2 separate regions of the Homo sapiens genome follow, and region 1 is linked to region 2. The links are chromatin loops, found by intact Hi-C in ENCODE. Cell type or tissue: heart left ventricle. All regions are shown on one strand. Region 1 overlaps ANKRD44 (ankyrin repeat domain 44). Region 2 overlaps RFTN2 (raftlin family member 2).

The links. A loop is a pair of places that touch in the nucleus more often than their neighbours do. Peaks named below come from ENCODE experiments on the same cell type or tissue, not always from the same donor. Only the 100,000 strongest peaks of a DNase experiment are listed, where the experiment ranks them.
Region 1: a loop joins it to region 2, with 4 times the contacts of the local background. A loop is called at or near these places in 1 of 110 quality-filtered maps.

The regions. Positions count from the first base shown.
Region 1 is chr2:197,271,571-197,276,570 of GRCh38, forward strand. All of the region lies in intron 1 of ANKRD44 (ankyrin repeat domain 44), which reads right to left. The region is part of intron 5 of ANKRD44-IT1 (ANKRD44 intronic transcript 1); the gene reads right to left. Among named protein-coding and RNA genes, the nearest start is that of ANKRD44-IT1, 28 kb to the right of the region's middle. RefSeq lists an enhancer at 2,837-2,976. In heart left ventricle, no CTCF peak of the experiment used is centred here; a DNase peak (open chromatin) is centred at 2,119.
Region 2 is chr2:197,602,643-197,607,642 of GRCh38, forward strand. All of the region lies in intron 7 of RFTN2 (raftlin family member 2), which reads right to left. Among named protein-coding and RNA genes, the nearest start is that of RFTN2, 70 kb to the right of the region's middle. RefSeq lists an enhancer at 3,782-3,931. In heart left ventricle, no CTCF peak of the experiment used is centred here; no DNase peak of the experiment used is centred here.

The DNA.
Region 1 (5,000 bases), 330 kb before region 2:
TGTAGCCATAGCCCATTAAATTCACAATCCACTAATGCATTGCAAATCAGGTTTTTTTGTTGTTTGTTGGTTGCTTTGTTTTTGAGACAGGGTCTCGCTCTGTTGCCCAGGCTGGAGTGCAGCCTCAACCTCCTGGGCTCAAGTGATCCTTCTACCTCAACCTCCCTAGTAGCTGAGACTACAGGTGCATACCACCATTTTTTAAATTTTTTGTAGAGATGGAGTTTCACCATGTTGCCCAGGCTGGTCATGAACTCCTGGGCTCAAGCGATCTGCCTGCCTTGGCCTCCCAAAGTGCTGGGATTACAGGCATGAGCCAGCACGCCCAGCCCAAGGTTTTAAAACTGTCTTAGAGGGCTGCTATTGCCTGAATGTTTGTCCCCAACAAAATTCATATGTTGAAATTATATCGCCAAAGTGATAGTATTAGAAGTTGGAGCCTTTGGGAGGGAATTAGAGATTACGACCCTTATAAAAGAAACTGCAGAGAGCTGGCTAGCTCCTTCCATCATGTGAGATCGAGATCACAACAAGAAGTCTGCAGCCTGCAACTAGAAGAGCACCCTTATCAGAACCTTACTAGGCTGGCACCCCGATCTGGGAATTCCTAGCCTCCTGAACTGGGAGAAATAAATTTCTATTGTTTTATTTGTTTGTTTGGTATTTTGTTTTTGTTTTTGTTTTTTGAGATGGAGTCTCACTCTGTCACCCAGGCTGGAGTGCAGTGACACGATCTCAGCTCACTGCAACCTCCGCCTCCCGGGTTCAAGCAATTTCCTGCCTCAGCCTCCTAAGTAGCTGGGACTACAGGCACGTGCCACCACGCCCAGCTAATTTTTGTACTTTTAGTAGAGATAGGGTTTCACCATGTTGGTCAGGCTGGTCTTGAACTCCTGACCTTGTGATCCGCCCGCCTTGGCCTCCCAAAGTGCTGGGATTACAGGCGTGAGCCAATGCGCCTGGCCAATTTCTATCGTTTATAAGCCACCCAGTTGATATTTTGTTTTAGCAGCCCAAATGGACTAATACAATGGGGTAAGCCAAGACTAAAAAGTTTGTTTTGTTTTGTTTGGAGAGTGGAGCCCTTAAAGTGGAATTGCTGCCATTATGAAATAGACCCAGAGAGCTCCCTCACCCCTTCCATCATGTGAGGACGCAGCAGGAAGACAGACATCTATGAACCAGGAATTGGACCCTCACCAGACACCAAATCTGGTCAGCGCCTTGACAGCAGCCTCCAGAACTGTGAGAAATAAATTCCTGTTGTTTATGGGCCACCCAGTCCACGGTATTCTGTTGGAAGCACCAAAGCAGACTAAGACACCCTCCTCCCACACAAAAAATAAACTAACTTTAATTTGGGTTATAAATAACTATATATTAAGTTGACTTATAAATGATTAGTTGACATCAAGTTAGGTCTTATAGGTATTTGATTGATTAAATACACATTAACTTAGATTTTGCTATTTTCTTTCAGTATTCAAAGAAGCCAATACAAACTTTTTTTTCTAATTTCAGACATATTTTGGGGCCATTGAAAAGCTCAAAGGCCCGAGGCCCAAGGTTCCTAATTCCTCAGTATTCACCAGGCCTGCATCCTCTGGGACTGAAGGAAAGAAGTCGCAGAGTGAAAGAGACTGAAGAAAGATGAGGAGAAATTTGTCAGGACATTTAAGAAGCCATGGATTCTGATAGACAACAAGCTCCTACAAACTGGTCAGAAGAGGATAGTTAACCCGATTTTTTTAACATCAAATTAAATGAATAAGCAATTCAAAGAAAAGAAAGATGCAAAAGGTCAATGAGCATATTAAAAAGGTGTCTGGGAAATATCCATTTTCACATAGCAGATTGGCAAAAACAGTCATTCCCATTTGATGTGCTAAAAAGCCAAAATTATTCTAACACACAGTCGCCAAAATGCTTTGCCTTTGATTAAAGATAGCACTTCCCAGTGGGGGATCTAGAAATGGTTTGAACCCTTTTTCAATAGGCCACTGAGAGCCTAAGCTGAAGCTGCCCAGGAAAAAGAGAGGAAGAGGGCGCAGGGCCTAGGAGCCAGGCCAGCACCTGCGGCCTGGGCTTCCTGGAGTACATATCAGATTCCCGAGGCAGCTGCCAGCTGGCTGGTTCACCCACAAACACCAGTTGGCTGGAGCCTGGGAAGTGATACCTTGAAGGCCTAAGGCCCTAAATCAAATGTCCTTGTCTATGCTAGGAACAACCTATAAGGAAAATCTTATCACAAAACAAGCAGCTCTCAGGCATGTCAAGGATTTTAAAAATTAATTCCTTAAGCTGATCCAGTGATAAAAGCTGTGAATAAAAGGATTCAGATGTTTCCACCTCATCATGCTAATCTACCTGTAAGCTAGTCAACCAACCACAAAAAAAAAAAAAAAAAAAAATATATATATATATATATATATATATATATATATATATATATATATATGAATCAGACAGGCTTTTGAGCAGCTCAGTTGCCCCACTGCAGCATGGAGTATGTCACTTCACACCAACCAACCAAATGACTGAATGAATGAATGAGAACTGTCAAGTCCATGTGGACATCACTAAGGGGACCTGGCACTTAGAAGTCATGTTCCTGTTCTCACTGAGACACTAACTAGTTAGGTAATTAAATCAGGGAAGTTAGTGAAAATTCTCTCAGCCTCAGTTTCCTCATCTATAAAATGGGAATGATAACTATACCCACCTCTTAGGGTTGCTCTGAGGCACAGTGAGGGTCTCTATGAAAGCCTATGGCAGACTGAAATGACCTCTCTTCAGATAAAGGCTTGCCGCCCAGCTGTGCAGAGTGTGGTCAGCACATGGCCTCCAGCTGCCAGCTCCTTCAGGGTCTGCCCCTGCTGCAGAGAGCCACCTCACCTGAGATCACACCATTCCTGTGACAACCTGCCTGTAACTGAGAGGTAAGGATATAAAGGCCCACGATGGCCCAAAGCAGGACACGGTGACTGCACTCACTCACTCCAGGGCTTCCTGCCAGGTGTGCTGAGGCCTTTTCAACTTTTCCCTCGGCCCAGTCCTGCGTCCTTCCCTTCCTACATGTTGGTCCCTAACGAGCATCTCACACCCCAGATTCCATCTTAGCATCTTCTTCTAGAGAACCCAACCTGCACCAAAGCCCTTTTTCAGTTTTAAGTACTTTAGGGTTTCTTTAATGGGACAAAGAACAGAGGCCAATTCTGGTTTAGAAAAAAAATCACACTCAGTCTGGCATGGTGGCTTACACCTTGTAATCCTAGCACTTTGGGAGGCCAAGGTGTGAGGATTGCTTAAGGCCAGGAGTTCAGGATCAGCCTGGGCAATATAGAGAAACCCCATCTCTATGAAAAAAAAACAAAAACAAAAATTAGCCAGGTGTGGTGGCATGCACCTGTAGTCCCAGCTACTTGGGAGGCTGTGGTAGGAGGACTGCTTGAATCTGACATTTTGAATTTTGAGGCTACAGTGAGCTGTGATTGTACCATGACACTCCAGCCTGGGTGACAGACTGGGACTTTGTCTCTTTTCTCTTTTTTTTTTGGAGACAGACTCTCGCTCTGTCACCCAGGCTGGAGTGCAGTGGTAGTGGTGTAATCACAGCTCATTGCAGCCTCAACCTCGCGGGCTCAAGCAGTCCTCCCACCTCAGCCTCCTAAGTATCTGAGACTACAGGCACATGCCACTACACCCAACTAATATGTGGATTTTTTGTTGAGACAAGGTCTCACTATGTTGCCCAGGCTGGTCTTGAACTCCTGGGCTCAAGAGATCCTCCCACTTCAGCCTCCCAAAGTGCTGCGATTACAGGCATAAGCCACTGTGCCCAGGTGACCCAGTCTCTTCAAAAAAAAAAAAAAAAAAAAAATACAACACGCACTCATAAAATTTTAGAAGGGGGGATCCATGCCATTTACTTCAAGTATTCAAAGACTGGTAGTTCATTCATTTACTTATTTAACAAATATGTACAGAGCACCATGTTGGGGGGGTGGGCAACCTGCTGGGACCACAAGGGCTCTGTACTGATGATCATTTAGGGCTATTGCACTTTCTATGTCCACAGCAGTGGTTCTCAGCGGGGTAGCACTGCCCCTACAGGCTTTGGAACCGGGTTGGGGGCTTTTGGTCGTTACAATGATTACAGGGCTCTGCTGGCATATGGGGGGTGGGAGCAGGAACGCTACAGTCCTACAGTGCTCTAGAAAATTTCTTTTCATGGTGGATTGGCCCACATCCCACATGATTTTCATAAAAGAGGGGGAAAGAGTTTATATAATTATCTAAGTCTAGATCTTAACTATGCATTTCATAAAATATTGTTTAGTTTTAAATACACTAAATTCTCTAGGAATTTGATTACCCTATAAATTGAGGGAAGGATGTAATGTATTTTGTTCAGAACTTTACTAGCCGGGCGCAGTGGCTCACGCCTGTAATCCCAGCACTTTGGGAGGCCAAGGTGGGCAAATCACCTGAGGTCAGGAGTTCGAGACCAGCCTGGCCAACATGGTGAAACCCTGTCTCTAGTAAAAATAAAAAATTAGCCAGGCATGGTGGCACGCACCTGTAATCCCAGCTACTTGGGAGGCTGAAGCAGGAGAATCACTTGAACCTGGGAGGTAGAAGTTGCAGGGGGCTGAAATCATGCCACCGCACTCCAGCATGAGCAAAAAGAGCGAAACTTGGTCTCAAAAAAAAAAAAAAAAAAAGGAAAATTAAAAAAAGAACTTTGCTAAGAGTTTTTTACACCATCTCTAAAAATGATGACTCTTACAGAAATGACATTCATGATTAATGAGACATCTCTATAACACACCTGTATTGCTCTATATTTATAGTTGTCATATTCTTAGTGATAAACAAGAAAAGACTTTTTTGCCCTTATTTCTAGGGTTATATATAAGAGTACTAATATATAACTAAAACTATTCAGCTGAATATTTCTTAAATACAAACTGATTTATGAGCAAAAATGTAACTATTTC
Region 2 (5,000 bases):
ATCCTCCTGCCTTAGCCTCCTGAGTAGCTGGGACTACAGGTGTGCGCCACCACCATTTGACCCAGTCATCCCATTACTGGGTATATACCCAAAGGATTATAAATCATGCTGCTATAAAGACACATGCACACGTATGTTTATCGCGGCACTATTCACAATAGCAAAGACTTGGAACCAACCCAAATGTCCAAAAATGATAGACTGGATTAAGAAAATGTGGCACATATATGCCATGGAATACTATGCAACCATAAAAAATGATGAGTTCATGTTCTTTGTAGGGACATGGATGAAGCTGGAAACCATCATTCTCAGCAAACTATCACAAGGACAAAAAACCAAACATAGCATGTTCTCACTCATAGGTGGGAATTGAACAATAAGAACACATGGACATAGGAACGGGAACATCACACAGTGGGGACTGTTGTGGGGTGCAGGGAGTGGGGAGAGATAGCATTAGGAGATATACCTAATGCTAAATGATGAGTTAATGGGTGCAGCACACTAACATGGCACATGTATACATGCACGTTGTGCACATGTACCCTAAAACTTAAAGTATAATAATAAAAAAAGTCTCATATTTTAAAATAATTCACTCTTTCCTTTCTACACTAACTTCAATGAAGGGAGAGATTTCTTAAACAATATACTAAAAAGGGTAAAGATAGGTACATTTGTCGATTTTAAAATTAAAACCTTTTGTTAATTAAAGACATCATAGAGTAAAAAGACAAGCCACAGAATTAGTGAAGATAATTGCAGCATGCATAACAAATAAAGGACTCTTTATCTGTTATATTTAAGTAAGTTATAGGTAGAGATTTTTTAAATTTAAATTTAAATTTTGTATAGAGATGGGGGTCTTGCTATGTTGCCCAGGCTGGTCTTGAATTCCTGGGCCCAAGCTATCCTCCCAGCTTAGTCTCCCAAAGGGCTGAGATTACAGGTGTGAGCCACTGTGCCTGGCCTTATGAATAGAACTTTAGGCCGGGTGTGGTGGCTCACGCCTGTAATCCCAGCACTTTGGGAGGTGAGGCAGGCGGATCTCTGGAGGTCAGGAGTTCGAGACCAGCCTGGCTAACATGGTGAAACTCCGTCTCTACTAAAAAAACTACAAAGAAAAACAAAATTAGCCAGGCATGGTGGTGGGTGCCTGTAATCCCAGCTACTTGGGAGACTGAGGCAGAAGAATCGCTTGAACCCGGGAGGTGGAGGTTGCAGTGAGCCAAGATCATGCCCCTGCACTCCAGTCTGGGCTACAGAGTGAGACTCTGTCTCAAAAAAGCAAAAACAAAAAACAAAAAAACATAGAATTTTAAATGTGGGCAAAAAGACAGGTACTTTATGAAAGAAAAATCCAAGTGGCCAATAAACATATGTAAATGTGCTCAATCTCAGCAAGTAATTAGGAAACTACAAATGAAAGTCACACTGAGATCACACTACATACTCTCGATCAAAATGGCAAAATTTAAAAGTATGATAATATTTTGTGTTGAGACAATGGTGACTCTGACACTCTGCTAGTAGGAGTGTACATGGAAACAATCTATTTGAAAAGAATCTGGTATTTATCTAACAAAGCTAAAGAAGTGCCCTATGACCCAGCAATTCTGCTTCTAGAAACTCACACATGTGTGCACCAAGATCTCTGCTCATACTCAGAACAGCATTGTTTGTCATAGCCAACAACTGGAGACAGCAAACCACCAGCAGCTGAATGGACACATACATAGTAGAATGAATAAATAAACTGCTGCACACGGCATAGGTAAAACTTACAATGTTAAGTGAAAGCAGCAACACATAAAAGAATATATATGATATGATTCCATTCATATAAAGTTAAAAAACAGGCAAAACTAAACTGTATTGTTTAGGGATTCATACATAAGTGGTAAAACTATTAGGCAAGCAAGGATATGACTATCCTAAAAGTGGGGATAATGTTATCTCTGTGTGGAGGAAGTGAATGTGATGGGGAGACACATGAGGTGCTTCTAGGGTGTGGGTGATATTCTATTTTTTTGGCCAGCTGTGATGACACAGGTCTTTGTGCATAATTATGCACATTTGTGTTTTATGCACATTCTATTTATTTATTTATTTATTTATTTATTTATTTATTTTGAGACAGAGCCTCACTCTGTTGCCCAGGCTGGAGTGCAGTGGTGCAATCTTGGCTTACTGCAACCTCTGCCTCCTGGGCTCAAGCGATTCTCATGCCTCAGCCTCCCAAGTAGGTGTGACCACAGGCATGTGACACCATGCCCGGCTAATTTTTGTATTTTTAGTACAGACAGGGTTTTGCCATGTTGGCCAGGCTGGTCTTGAACTCCTGACCTCAGGTGACCCATCTGGGCCTCCCAAAGTGCTGGGATTATAGATGTCAGCCACCACACCCAGCGTGTGTTTTATGCACTTTCTATATGAGTGTTTTATATCACAAAAATTGTTTTAAAATAGTATATTTAAGGGTGACATGTAGAAGAATAGTTGTAGATTTATACATGATAAAAAAGCTCCCTCCCCCTTTACATTTATTCTTTTGGAAAAATCAGTCTTGAATTTGTTGGGTTTTTTTTTTTGAGACGGAGTCTGGCTCTGTCTTCCCAGGCTAGAGTGCACGCAATCTCGGCTCACTGCCAGCTCCGCCTCCCGGGTTCACGCCATTCTCTTGCCTCAGCCTCCCAAGTAGCTGGGACTACAGGCGCCCGCCACCACGCCCGGCTAATTTTTTGTATTTTTAGTAGAGACGGGGTTTCACTGTGTTAGCCAGGATGATCTCGATCTCCTGACCTCATGATCCGCCCGCCTTGGCCTCCCAAAGTGCTGAGATTACAGGCGTGAGCCACCGCGCCTGGCCGAATTTGTTGGGTTTTAAATGAGAAGTTTTTAGGAATTCATTCACCTGAATTCACTCTTCTTTAAATATATCCTGCACTTTTCTGACATTGCTTTGCTTAAGGTTGCCAGAGAAAGCAAATAATCTGTGGTATTCATACTGCAACGTCCGCTCCCATGCACATAGTAGACATCACTAATTGAATGCCACATTTTTTTTGCTGAGCTGGTTCTAGTCTCAGAATCCTTATTGCAGCGTTCCAGGCAGCCACTACCAACAGATTAGTGCTGGTATCTTAGAGGAAAATCATTTACTATTCCAAGTTAGCCCTATCTGCCACAAGGAATACTTTTCCTTTCTAAAACTGCTTTTGGAAGCACTATTCTTTCATCACGGTGCCCCCTCAGACATCATGAGCTTCACAGACCTGCCCTCCTCCTTTATTGATTCCTCTACCATATTCACCTGCCTTATAGTCAACTCTTTTTTCATTATTGCTTCCCTGAGGAGCAATATTCAGATATTTTCCCCCTAATATCTCCCCATTAAATTTTAATACCAAAGATATGCTGTATATCTGTGTATATACTGTGTGGCCTTTTGGAGGGCCACAAACCATTGTAATAGCTGAGACTTTTTTCACCCCCTCACACTCTCAATAACCAATTTTCATCATCTTGGGGACATATCACTCCCGTTGAGAATACATGCTCTAGACCTTCATGGCAGGACCTGTCATGAACTGGTTTGTTTCTCAAAGCAGAGTATGAGTTCCTGTATGTCTGCCCCTAGAGTGGGTAAAATACTGTCTTGCACATATTAGGCACTCAAGAAATATTTGAGTTGAACAGAAAGAACATTCTTGTTAAAATAAATGCATGAATCTGTATCAGTTTCAATACAACTAAGCCAGTTTCAAAAGAGTGGGTTTATCTGTAACTGCTCAGTCACTTGTGAAATACACTCTCATAAAAAGCTTTCATTTGGGATCTAATTAAACTAAACAGCTTCTGCACAGCAAAAGAAACTACCATCAGAGTGAACAGGCAACCTACAAAATGGGAGAAAATTTTCGCAACCTACTCATCTGACAAAGGACTAATATCCAGAATCTACAATGAACTCAAACAAATTTACAAGAAAAAAACAAACAACCCCATCAAAAAGTGGGCGAAGGATATGAACAGACACTTCTCAAAAGAAGACATTTATGCAGCCAAAAAACACATGAAAAAATGCTCATCATCACTGGCCATCAGAGAAATGCAAATCAAAACCACAATGAGATACCATCTCACACCAGTTAGAATGGCAATCATTAAAAAGTCAGGAAACAACAGGTGCTGGAGAGGATGTGGAGAAATAGGAACACTTTTACACTGTTGGTGGGACTGTAAACTAGTTCAGCCATTGTGGAAGTCAGTGTGGCGATTCCTCAGGGATCTGGAACTAGAAATACTATTTGACTCAGCAATCCCATTACTGGGTATATACCCAAAGGATTATAAATCATGCTGCTATAAAGACACATGCACACGTATGTTTATTGTGGGACTATTCACAATAGCAAAGACTTGGAACCAACCCAAATGTCCAACAATGATAGACTGGATTAAGAAAATGTGGCACATATACATCATGGAATACTATGCAGCCATAAAAAATGATGAGTTCATGTTCTTTGTAGGGACATGGATGAAACTGGAAATCATCATTCTTAGCAAACTATTGCAAGGACAAAAAACCAAACACCGCATGTTCTCACTCACAGGTGGGAATTGAACAACGAGAACACATGGACACAGGAAGGGGAACATCACACTCTGGGGACAGTTGTGGGGTGGAGGGAGGGGGCAGGGATAGCATTAGGAGATATACCTAATGCTAAATGACGAGTTAATGGGTGCAGTACACCAACATGGCACATGTATACATATGTAACAAACCTGCACATTGTGCACATGTGCCCTAAAACTTGAAGTATAATAATAATAATAATAATAATAATAATAAAGCTTTCATTTATAGTTCCAAAATTCATTAGACTAGAAGAAATAGAATTGTTAATTTGTATTTTATGTTAACTTTTGCTTCATCTTACACATTAATTAATTGTCGTGGCTTAACATTTGCAACTCAAAAGTAAATG